Linked DNA regions of Homo sapiens: region 2 is linked to region 1. Evidence: chromatin contacts called from ENCODE Hi-C data. All regions are on one chromosome and are shown on one strand. Each heading gives the region's core, a stretch centred on a gene start or an enhancer-like site at or near the end of the contact. The rest is flanking DNA. Distances are from core to core; before and after follow the strand shown.

Region 1 (6,063 bases), core at 43-2,542:
TACGCCCGGCTAATTTTTTGTATTTTTAGTAGAGACGGGGTTTCACCGTTTTAGCCGGGACCATAGCTGTTTTTATGCAACATTGGCAGAGTTGAGTAGTTATGACAAAGGTCTTATGGCCCACAACGCCTAGAATATTTATTATCTTGTCCCTTGCAGAAAAATAGTTTGCCAACTTCTGGTTTAGAATACTAGAAGTGTTATTATTGGATAATAATTAAGAATAAGGAATTAAGAGTGAGATAGATACTGTTTCAAATTCAATAAAAATGCTATTAAAATAACAAAAATAACCATGTGTCAACTATGTGATAAGCATTTTACTAATAATTTCAAAAATTTCATTTAATGTGCTAATCACAGCAATTATATAACATAATTATTGTTGTACTCAATTTACAAATTCAGAGATAGTTTACCTGAGTCACACACCAATTAGAATGTAAGAATTCAAACCCAGCTCAATGTGTCTCCAAAGCTCAAGCTTAATTAATTTGGATCAGGAAGGATGAATAGGGAATTTGCCAAGCTGAGGGAGAGCATCTGAGGCAGAGAAAACAGCCCCTGCAAATGTGCTGAGGCATGAATGCATGTTCAAGAAACAGGAAGGAGCATTGGAATGCAGGAGGAGACTAGACTAGGAAGGGCAATGGACTGGGTAATGGAGAGGCTGGAATGCCAGGAGAGAGTTTGTCCTTGCAGTTTCTTTAGCCAGGACTGGCTGGTGTCGATAAGCTACTTAGTGATGGTGGAGAGTATTAAAGCCCTGGGACATGGATTTCTCCCACTTATGAAACTTTTTTTGTTGCATTATGACACTCTCTAGGAGGTCAAAGGTGACTCTTTACGGCATAACCATCCCTAGCTTATTGTTTAGATCTTTATCCTTTATTGGAGAGAACAGTGCCTCATCCTACTCAGGATGCTGCTCGTACATAGTTGCTCAATTCTGAAATTTACTCACAACAATTAAACAGAAAAAATATTAGCCTGCAGGAGATATAATGGAATTGGAGGCCTGGCTCATTTCAGAGATTGCAGATGCTATATTATTTTAAAAGAGGCGCAGGAATGCTGTAGGACACTGACTTCCAGGGCAAGGTCAAGTGCTCTAAAATGTCATAGCTCTGGGCTTCTGTTCACCAACTAGAACAGTCAACATTAGATATGACCAGTTTGCATTTTTCATGCTGTCCAGAAAAGGAGACTGGGGCACCATAAAAGGAATGGCCTTCCCTGGGTCACAGAACTGGTGGAATGCTGGCTTTGTGCCAGGAAGGTTGTGTAATTTGGATTCTACATGGTTCAGAGTAGCGAGTTGCACTGGTCAAATGATCTGAATATGACTGAGGAACCACTTGACTGCCCAGATAAAATCTGCTTCAAGACTTTGGCTGGACAAAGAGAGAATTATATCCTATTCTGAAAATTATGTTTAGTAAAAGGATTGGGCATTTACAACAGAGGGACTTTCAATATTTAGAGATGGAAGGAAAGGCAGATCTCAACTCAAAATATGGAAACACATTCTGTGAATTAGAAATGATAGTGAAATAATTTTAGTCAGATGATATTTGAGAGCTTGCTCATCACTTCTCCTCTCCCACAAAATTTTATGACACAAGGCCCTAAGTATGTATGCATAGGAATCTAAGGAAGTGTAGCTCGAAATGAATTCTAAAGGTACAAAATGGATTTAAAGTCCTGTTTTATGTTAACATCCCATGCAAACTTTGCATTAAATTGAGCAATATGTCTCTTTTTGTTTTAACACAGCTTTTGGAATACTTATTATCCTGTAACATTGATTCTTGGCACACCCCTGGAGGTATAGATGCTGTAATCTGAAAAGGAGCAACTGATATCATGTAATAATTAAGATAATAACATCCCACAGTTGAAATAGGCTCTTGGAATCACCCTTTCTGATTACTGTCCAGTGCAGATATTTGTGTGCAGGGTAATTTAAGGTCATCTGATGTCCCTTGTAATTCCGAGAGTCTATGAGCTCAGACTTCAATGAATCCCTACACCAATATATTCCCAAAAAGCTGATGTTCTCACCTCTTACATATTTCATATATTTTATATTAATAGTACTATACACATACACACACACATATCATGTTTCATAAAAAGACAAAACTTTAGATTATAGGCTTTGAAGTCAGGGAAATCTGGTTTCAAATTGTAATTCCATAGATTTGGTTAGTGCTGTGATTTCGGGTATGTTTCTTAACCCTGCTTGCCTCAGTTTCTTTATGGTAGAGTGGGAATAAAAACACCTTCCTCCCAGAGTTGGTGTATGTATTAAGAGGTAAGGAACAAAAACATTTTACCACAGTGCCTAGAATATACAACCTGTACAGCAAATGAAAGCTGGAGTTTGTGTGTGTGTGGGCAGGGGAGGTGGGTGTGTGAGTGTGTATGTGTCTACATGCATACCCATGCCTGTTTATGTGTGTGCTGTTTCTTATGGTGATGGGTAAAAACCAAATGATACACTTAATAAAAATGTGTGGACTTGAGCAGAGTTGAGTCACAGTTTGGGAATAGAGGGGTTTATGGATTCCAAGCCTAACATGTAAACTGAAAGAACAGTCCACTGAAAACATTTGTTCCTTTACTTCTTGGCTCCAGGAAGCTCCTGACATAAAAAATTCTGGAATTCAGTTCTGTAAAACTGAGAGTCTGAATTTCTTCTATGCTCAGACATATGCACTGCATCCCCAGACACAACAGATGGCCAGCTCTTTGCACACAAACCAGCTTTGTAGAAAGGCACTGGGCATAACAGGGAGGAGAGAATCTCTACACCAACATTACTCTCCTTGAATTGAAGAATACGTCTCTGTTACTTGTCTTCGTTGACGATGAGGAATTAACTGGACTTTTGGGATACCCTCTAAACCAAGAATTACCGGTGGATAGCACTGATGTCATTCAGTTTCTTCATTAAAATGTCTGCTCCCTAGCTCTAAATGTGAGCTTCAGATCAAGAAGACAGAGCTAATTATTTATTTTTCACTGGGAGAAGGATGGTGCCTGCAAGGTAGTGAATTTCAAAAGTCCTTTATCCACTCTAGGCAAAGGGAACTTCAAGTTATTGAGCTTGTGTGTAGTTCAACTCCCAAGAAAAACACTGTCTCTGGGCAGCTCACAGCAGGTACTCAGTCATCAAAGTGCTGGAAAAAATCTGTACTCCACATAAACTTGATGATATACACTAATAGGAGCTGTGTTATATACAGTGAATGTACATAAAAAATACAACTCTATTTATAAAATCTTTTTTCTGCTTTTTTTCCCCCAAGATGTTCCTTTTTCCAAATTGAGCAGATGGGGTCCTGTTTTTTACTTTGGCAGCTCTGAGACCCTTGGGAATTTCAAGGCATTTGCATATATGTGAATCCTTGTTATATACGTGTTTATTACTTAAGTTCAGTTAGTTATGATTGTGCTAATGTCTTCATTACACAAAAATATTCAATAAAACTATTGTTATAAAATTAACCTCTGCCGGCCGGGCGCGGTGGCTCACACCTGTAATCCCAGCACTTTGGGAGGCTGAGGCGTGCGGATCGTGAGATCAGGAGATCGAGACCATCCTGGCTAACACGGTGAAATCCTGTCTCTACTAAAAATATAAAAAATTAGCCGGGCATGGTGGCAGGCACCTGTAGTCGCAGCTACTTGGGAGGCTGAGGCAGGAGAATGGCGTGAACCCGGGAGGCAGAGATTGTAGTGAGCGGAGATCGCGCCATTGCACTCCAGCCTGGGCGACAGAGCGAGACTCCGTCTCAAAACAAAAACCAAAAAAAAAAAAAAAAAAAAATTAACCTCTGCCTAGGCGTCTACTCCATTTCTTCCCATCTGATAAAAAAACTTTTTGTTGTCGTTTAGGCTGTCATGATTTTATAAAATATTTTGAGCACTAGCATCATAATGAGAATACAATGCATTTCACTTGTAAAGTGAAATTGTAGTCCTGTGAAAGCTATACAATATCATGAAGTTGATGAAAGTGATGCTAAGATTTGCTAAAATCACATCCTAAGCCATTCGCAAATAAGGATTTGGCTGAGTTAAACCAATTAACAATTGAAAAAAAGAAAATCAACATGGAAGATGATTAGAAGCTTCAAAAGAGAAATATTTGAATATCAAAAGCTTAGGAGAAGGCTCAGAAGAAAAATGATGAATCTCTCAAATATTTTTACAAAAATTACCTTTTCTCCTAATTATGATATGAAAGTTAAATGCAAAGTGAAGGATTTCATTTCATTTGATCATACAATTTTGTCAGAAAAATTACTGTCAAAAAATCAAGGCCTGGTTCATTTTCTCATCATTTTATGAATTAGCTTTCAGTTAAAATTATTAAATAAATTCTGACTATATAAGTTAAATATATTAATGCATTTTAGTTTCAAATGCCAAACTGAACTTTTTGCATGCTTTTCGCTGGAATTATGTTTCTATGTAAGGTAGACTCACTTTCTAGTGGTTTTGATTTCAGAGAAGCATGCTGCGTGGTAATTAAGGTAGTTAAGACTGTGCACAGAATCTGGAGTCAGGATGCGAGGTTTTGAATTTAAGGTCTCGTACTTATTACACAACATGGGAAGGTTGTTCAACTTCCCTGTTCGACTTCCCCGTGTCTGGTATTCTTTGTCTTGAAGGTTGAATTAATAGCAGTCTTATTTGAGCAGAGGATTGGGAGTAAGGCAGACAGTATTATATTAAAATGCATCTGGACAGCCTTTGCAGTTGAGTGTGTCTGACTTCTCTGACTGTGGGGTCCATGCTTTCTATGAAGGAATGACTGATTTCATTCCTTTTTGCATCCCTCTCTGGAAACAATGTCCTGTTCCTCTTCTCCTAGTTACACCTTTTCTTCTTAGCTTTGTCATCAACTATTTCCCGAGGCCTTTCCTGACCATTTCTAATGCCATACAGATTAGGTGCCCCTTCACTGCAATCCTTATAAAATTAGTGAATATTTCTATACCTTCTCTGGTTCAATCCTTTTTTACTTCCCCAGTTTGCTGAGGGGTATATGTCTTTCTCAGCTATGAGTAAACATATACCACACAGACACTCACTCACACACAGATTTTCATCTCTGTTTTCCTAGTGCTTATCACAGGCCACCCCTAATCATTATCAATGAAAGAATGATTGTCTCAATGGGACAGGCTAGGGCAGCAAACAAACGAACACGAAAAACAACTCTAGAGTGAGAAGCACTGACCAGGTCTCCCTTGAGTTGCCCTGGAACTTTGAACAATTCATTTATTTATAAGCCTCAGTTTCCATGTACTCTAGAGTGAAGGAGCTAGATTAGTTAAATTCTGTGGGCTCATTCAGCTACAATGCCCTACGGTTTGGAGACATCCATAAAACTAAAGTGACAAACCTGAAAGGGGCTATGTTGATTTTTTTTCTCAACCTGTAAAAGGGAGTTGTCTTGAAATAGTGAATGAGGTCTCATTGCTGTGCTCTGTCTTTACCCATTGATGAATAGTTGAGCCCGGCAGTCTCTCAATTTAGATCAATCTGGGTATTCTCTGCTCTATTAGCAGAACTTCAGCTAAGGTAACGGGAGTCATTAATCCTTGCTTGGGGGCTTGTGCCTCTTGTCTGTGTATCCTAGTCATCCCCACCACCAACACCCCACCACTGGTACCCTTTGTTGTGAGCTACTGTCTTCCAGAAAATGTACTAAAAAAATGCTTTTTATACAATATCTCATTTAATCCATGCACAAACTCAGTGAGACTGACACTATTGTCCCTGCTTAATGATTTAGATCATTGAAGCTAGGAGGGATTAGAAAACATCTTGGAGGTTTCCTTGGCAGTAAATTACAAGGAGTCAAACCATCTCTCTAGCTTCAGAGCCCTTGCTTTTTACCACCACATTTCACAATCCCTTGAGTTGTATTCTATTGTGCCATTCTCTGACAACACCTTGTCATATGAATGTCTCTTCTTCCAGTTGACAAACCATTTGTTGCCTACATGTGTGCATTGTGGGTGCAACTGAATACATGTTGAATTT
Region 2 (5,274 bases), core at 2,604-5,103, 360 kb before region 1:
AAGACAGAGACCAGGCAAGATATTTATCTCGGAATCTTTCATACTACCTCACAGTCAGTAGGCGCTTAAGAAATACAGGCTTCTTTCAGCAGTTGTTCAGCCTATTCTGAACCCAAAGCACCCCAGATTAAGGGATTTTAACTCCTTTGAGATTTGACAGGAGTAGTGAACTTAAGCTTTTGAGACAGTGGCAGGTGGCTGAGAGTCCTGCACAAACAGGACAAAATCTTATCTTTATTTAAGGAGGGGTAAGTGAAACCTCCATTTCATCACTGAACATTTATCTATATTTCTTGTCTATTTCTAGAAAAAAATGATGCTTACCTGTTTATTAATTTATTCACTGGATTTCCCTTTGCAATTTCTTAAGCTTAAGTCTAAGTAAAGCAACCTATAAAATCTAAGGTCAGATTACAGGCCAGAAAAGCCACCTATTCTAGAGTCCTAAAGCTGGGGTCCAGGGATAGATATTCACAAATGAGATTGGCAAAGACAAATTTAGTGAAACTCCATGTAAAATTGTGTGAGATTTTTTATAGTACATTTTCCACAACAGAGAGGGTCTATAGCAATAGTGAGGTTCTTAAAACAGTCTGTGATATTAAAAATATTATCCATTGATTTTCAAATCTATCATACTATGAATGAAATGCTGTGAAACATTCCATTTTCTTATTAAATGCCATTGTACAAAAGGTCCTATTTTAGTGTCACCCCAAAATCTACAGACAGGAAGTTCTTTCTTAAGTCTATCCTAATCTGTTGGCAGCTCCTCCCCATGGAAGCCCTTAGTAAATTCGGTGGAAATAGCAAACAGCTGCTCACCAACACCCACCCCAAAGAAAGAACAAGACATTTCTCACATATCTCAAGCTGCCTTAAATGTTCTTTCTTTGGCAAAGAAGAAAAAAAGAAATATATTTTTGGCCTCTAAACCTTTTCCCACCCGTGTGTATTTCTGCAAAAATGTTATCCATATGGTTTTGATTGCATTCTCCATAAGTCATTAGAAATGCTTTGCACTGAGAACTTTTCTGATGACCAAGGTGTCTTCGGAGACATTTTAAAATGGCCCTCTTAGCCTTTCTTCATAGAAACAGGAAAGCTAAACTGAGCCAAATGCAAATGAACTAAGACCTGGAAAGGTTGGCATTTTATTCAAAACTCAGAAACCATAAGGCTCGAGTGAGCCTTAAATCTGTCCATGCAAAGTCTTCACCTCCTTCTCCAGGGACAAGATACACTAAATCATCCATTGGGATGGGACACAGATAATGCAATGGATCCAGACATCTAAGTTGATATTTAGGGTTGGGTGCAGTGACCCCATAAAATTCCAAGAACTTCCAATCACCCCAGGGCTTCCCCATTATTCCCAGAGGATAAAGATTTTGGACTTGGACTTGGGTGTTGAATTCCTGACTCCATCACCTACTAGCTATATTTTGGCATATAGCTAGTTTGGCATATACTCAAGTTTTTCAAGACTCAATTTCCTATGCCATAAAGATGGGATAGTATTATCTATTCATACTGCAAAGTATTTTCAGAACTGTAAGCAATAATATTCAGAACATTGCAAATAAAATGCTTGGTGCACGGTAAAAGTTCAAAATTCTCTCTCCTCTTTCTCTCTGTGTAGTATTGGTTGGAACTAGAAGAGCTCTTTTTTTCTTTAGGGAAATATTGACTGGGTGGGGTGAGGAAGAGAAAGACTGGACAGTATTCCAAAGCATTAAGTCCCCACTTTCTAAGGTATGTAGACCACAACCCATCTTGGGAGATTGATTACAAGGAAAGGGTTAAGAAGAATCAGTCAGAACTTTGGTCTTCACCTGAAGTTGCCTGACTACGTTGTCTCAGATTGATTTCAGAACTGCATTATCAGCAGGGCAGCTGTTGCCTACTAACAGTCATGGAAGTAGATCTCAGCTGGGGGATGATGGGGAAACAAAGAGAAAGATAGGGACGAATAAAGGAAGGAATGGGGCACAGACAGAAAGAGAGAGAGAGAAAAGAAAGAAAGGAGGAGAGGCAAGAGATAGTGACCTGGGGTTTCATACCGCGGTGGGTGGGAGAAGGAGTGTGTGTGGTGGGCGTATTTCTTCGTGGTCAGAATCAAAGTCAGAACTGACCTGGGGAACCTGTGTTCAAGACCTGAACCTGGACCAGAAGCCAAGGGAAAGAGAAAGTTGCCCAAGAAAAAAGGGAGAAATTTCCACCAGGCGAAAATAGAAATCGCTGACTGGGTTTGTGGCTGGAGAGCTGTCCGTGGTGCTGACTCCTCCTCATTGGGATTCCAGTGAAGGCTGAGAAGCTCTGCACTGGCTGCTCCTCCTCTCCCTTTCCTCTCCCCTCAGTCCTGACCTTCTGAGACCCAGGATCATTCTGGCTAGCTCGATGTCTTCTCCTCTCTTTCTCCCTTTCTCTTTGTCGATTAAATAATTTTTCCCGAGTTCCCAGTTCATCACTCAAACATTTCTCTTCCATTTTGTTTCAAGACTCCTCTTCCTCCAATTAGTTCACTGGCTCCTAGATTGTTCTAGGCCTCCCTGGTGGTCACATCTCTCTCTTATCATCCTTTGAATTAAAAAACAAACAAAAAACATACAATGGCAATCATAAAAGCAGACAACATGCACTGAGCACTCACTAGGTGTCAGGGAGCAGTCTAAGTGCCTTTGCATACATTAACTCATGAGCAGTCTAAGTGCCTTTGCATATATTAACTCATTACAATTCCACATCAACCCTATTAGATGGGTAGATATATTATTATTCTATTAAACAGACAAGGAATTGAGGCTTAAGGGGTAAGTGATTTCACCAAGACCAGACAGCTACAGGACTCCAACCTCTCTGGAGCCTGCACTTCTACTGAATCTGGCTCTTTTACATATTCCAACACCTTTTCCTATGACTTCCTGCCCCTCCATCTGGTAGCCTTAATGCTTTCTATTCTTGCCTAATCTTCAGGGGACTAGGGATCTGCATTGCTGATTTGGTTTAAATCAGAAGGGAAGCAAAGTAAACAAACATACCAAATGTGCGCTGTGTGGGAATTATCATACGAGGGCTTTATTTTCTGCTTCAGGAAGAGGCCCTATGTTAGCAGCCCCAGCCTGCATTCAGGCTGATTGCAGAGTATTTTGCTTTTTATTTTCATGTCTTAGTCCCTGTACCCTCGCCCCTTCCCCGCCTCTGGTGGTCTCCAGAGAACTTCGTGTCCCCTCAGCTTCTCCCTCCTACATCCTGCCTACGTAGAGAAGCTCTTGCTTCATTCTGGGAGGTTACGTGGGCTCTCGCCTACACACCGAGAGAAACAAACAGTGTCAAACACTCACAGAGAGACGCGCAGACACAAACGGACCCACACGGGCAACTCCCGAGACAAAACCCACACTCGATGGATCCACGCGGCCGTGGAAACACCTGCCGCCCCAGAAACACTCAGGTACTCGCGACACACACAGTACAGTCACGCTTAAGGGCACCAGGATTCCGGGTTTGCGCGTATGCGCGGTCCCTTTGGATGCTCGTGCGCATAGACACAACACCCTACACGCCCCAGACCCACGAAACTCCCTACGGCTCAGCCCCAGCCCACCCGGGCCGCCCTTCCCTCGAGGCGGCCTCCCGTCTCTCCTCCTCTCGCTTCTCCTCCTCCTCCGCCTAAAGATGTACAAAACACTCCTCGGAAGCAACCCCGGCGTTCAGCTCCTCCCTCCCCGCCCCCCGGCCGCCGCTCCCCCATTCATTTTCGGCCGTCGCCGGCTAAGTCCCTCCCCCGGCGTAGCCCGGCCTCCGCCGCTCCCCGCCCGGAGACCGCGGCGCACTTGGACTTCCCTCTCCATTCGCCAGCCGCCTCGCTCCCGGACCCCACGGCTGCAAACTGATCTGGCGCGCGGGGAGGAGGAGAGCGCAGGCGAGCGAACCCGCGAGAGAGGGAGAGAGCGAGCGAGCAACAGCGAGAGCGAGAGCGAGAGAGCCGGGAGGCAGAGGGAGTAGTGACCGCCTTCCGGAGCCGGGATTCATGCCTGTCCTCGGGACCAGCGAAGGGGACTTTACGGCTGAGTATGAGCCAGGCTGCTAGGAGCCAGGTACCCCCACGCCTGCAGTCCCCGCGCCGTGCCCGGAATGCGAGCTGCACGCAGGGCTCTCCCAAGTTCCCACCGAGCCGAATAAAAAGCGTCCTCCCGCAGCTCTCCGCCAAAGACGGACATTGACTCCAGGTAAGGCGGCGCCGGGTGCAGCGCCCCGCAGCCCCGCTGCCCTTGGACCCGGCCCCGGGCCGCATTCGGGGCGTCCCCGCGCTCCTCTGCCCCTCCCCCTACCGGCACCCTTGTCCGCTCTTCACCTGGCCGCCCCGCCGCCTCCAAGTCTTCTCCAGTTCTAGGGAGGGGGTTCCTGTGCCTGGGGCTCAAAGGGCTAATTGCGGGTTTGAGTGAGTGGCGTGTGTGTCCCCGCGCGCTCCCGACGTGTGCACCATGGTGGGAACTTGATGTGGTGCTAGTGTGTTTGCGTGTGCGGCGTCGTTTGCGTTTGATGCGTGTGTTCGTGGTGTGTGTGTGTGTCCGTGTGTGTAAGGGAGGGGTGAAGAGAGAGAGGTCCTATAACCTACTTACGGCGCGATGTGTGTGTGCATGTTTGTACGTATGTGTTTGTATGTGTGCCCTCGTGTGTCTTTTTAATTAGGTCTCTCCAGCTTACACGGAATGGGACCCTTACTATAGGATCACGTAGTCACCGGGAAACCCGCTGTGGACTTCCTCTTGGGGCTCTGGGCTTGGGGTTTGGGGAGGATTATGGGGCTGTAGATGGCACCTTATTTAGCCCAATGTTGGTACGCTTGAAGGAAAATTCCTCCAAACGGTGGAATCCTGCTACACTGGGACCCACAGCTTAATATGAAAGAGACATGGCCAACCCCCGAGGCAAATGAGACGCTGTCACTTTAAATTCTACACTGGGCAGACTCCAAGATTCTGATGGGAATTTGGAGACACTGGATAGTGGGTGACAGAGAAAGGGGGAAGTCAGCGGTGGGCTCCTTATCTGGGGCTTGGAAAGTCTGGGATAGGGATTTACCCTGCATCCCCGTTTGCAATCAACAGAGCCCCTCCGGCTTCTGTTGGTTTTGGGGAGGATCTGGCAAGTTTGCATGGATCCCCCTCAGGGGAAAGGAGAAAGCGTCCTCGGGGACTTGCTCATCCATCACAGTTGCAAAGGGTCTCAGAGGAAATTTCATCTGGGGCGGCTGTGGATGATATGGAA

Evidence for each region. Hi-C counts contacts between places; a loop is a spot of excess contacts on that map. Pooled maps may share reads with other maps.
Region 2: a map of mammary epithelial cell shows a loop between it and region 1 (6-fold over the local background). The contact joins the promoter of BRINP1 here to the enhancer-like site in region 1. A Hi-C loop is called at or near these places in 2 of 168 maps with a recorded cell type or tissue (heart left ventricle and mammary epithelial cell) and 6 of 50 pooled maps.

The regions. Positions count from the first base shown.
Region 1 is chr9:118,999,965-119,006,027 of GRCh38, reverse strand. No RefSeq gene overlaps it. Among named protein-coding and RNA genes, the nearest start is that of LINC02578, 320 kb to the right of the region's middle. Within about 2 kb of position 1,292, at least 12 of the 41 ENCODE cell types and tissues checked have a DNase peak (open chromatin) inside an H3K27ac peak, as active enhancers do; they include heart left ventricle, where a contact is called at or near this core.
Region 2 is chr9:119,368,014-119,373,287 of GRCh38, reverse strand. It overlaps BRINP1 (BMP/retinoic acid inducible neural specific 1), which reads left to right and starts at 3,853. Exons shown (of 8, transcript NM_014618.3): 1 at 3,853-4,232. RefSeq lists enhancers at 2,889-3,409, 3,410-3,932, 3,933-4,454.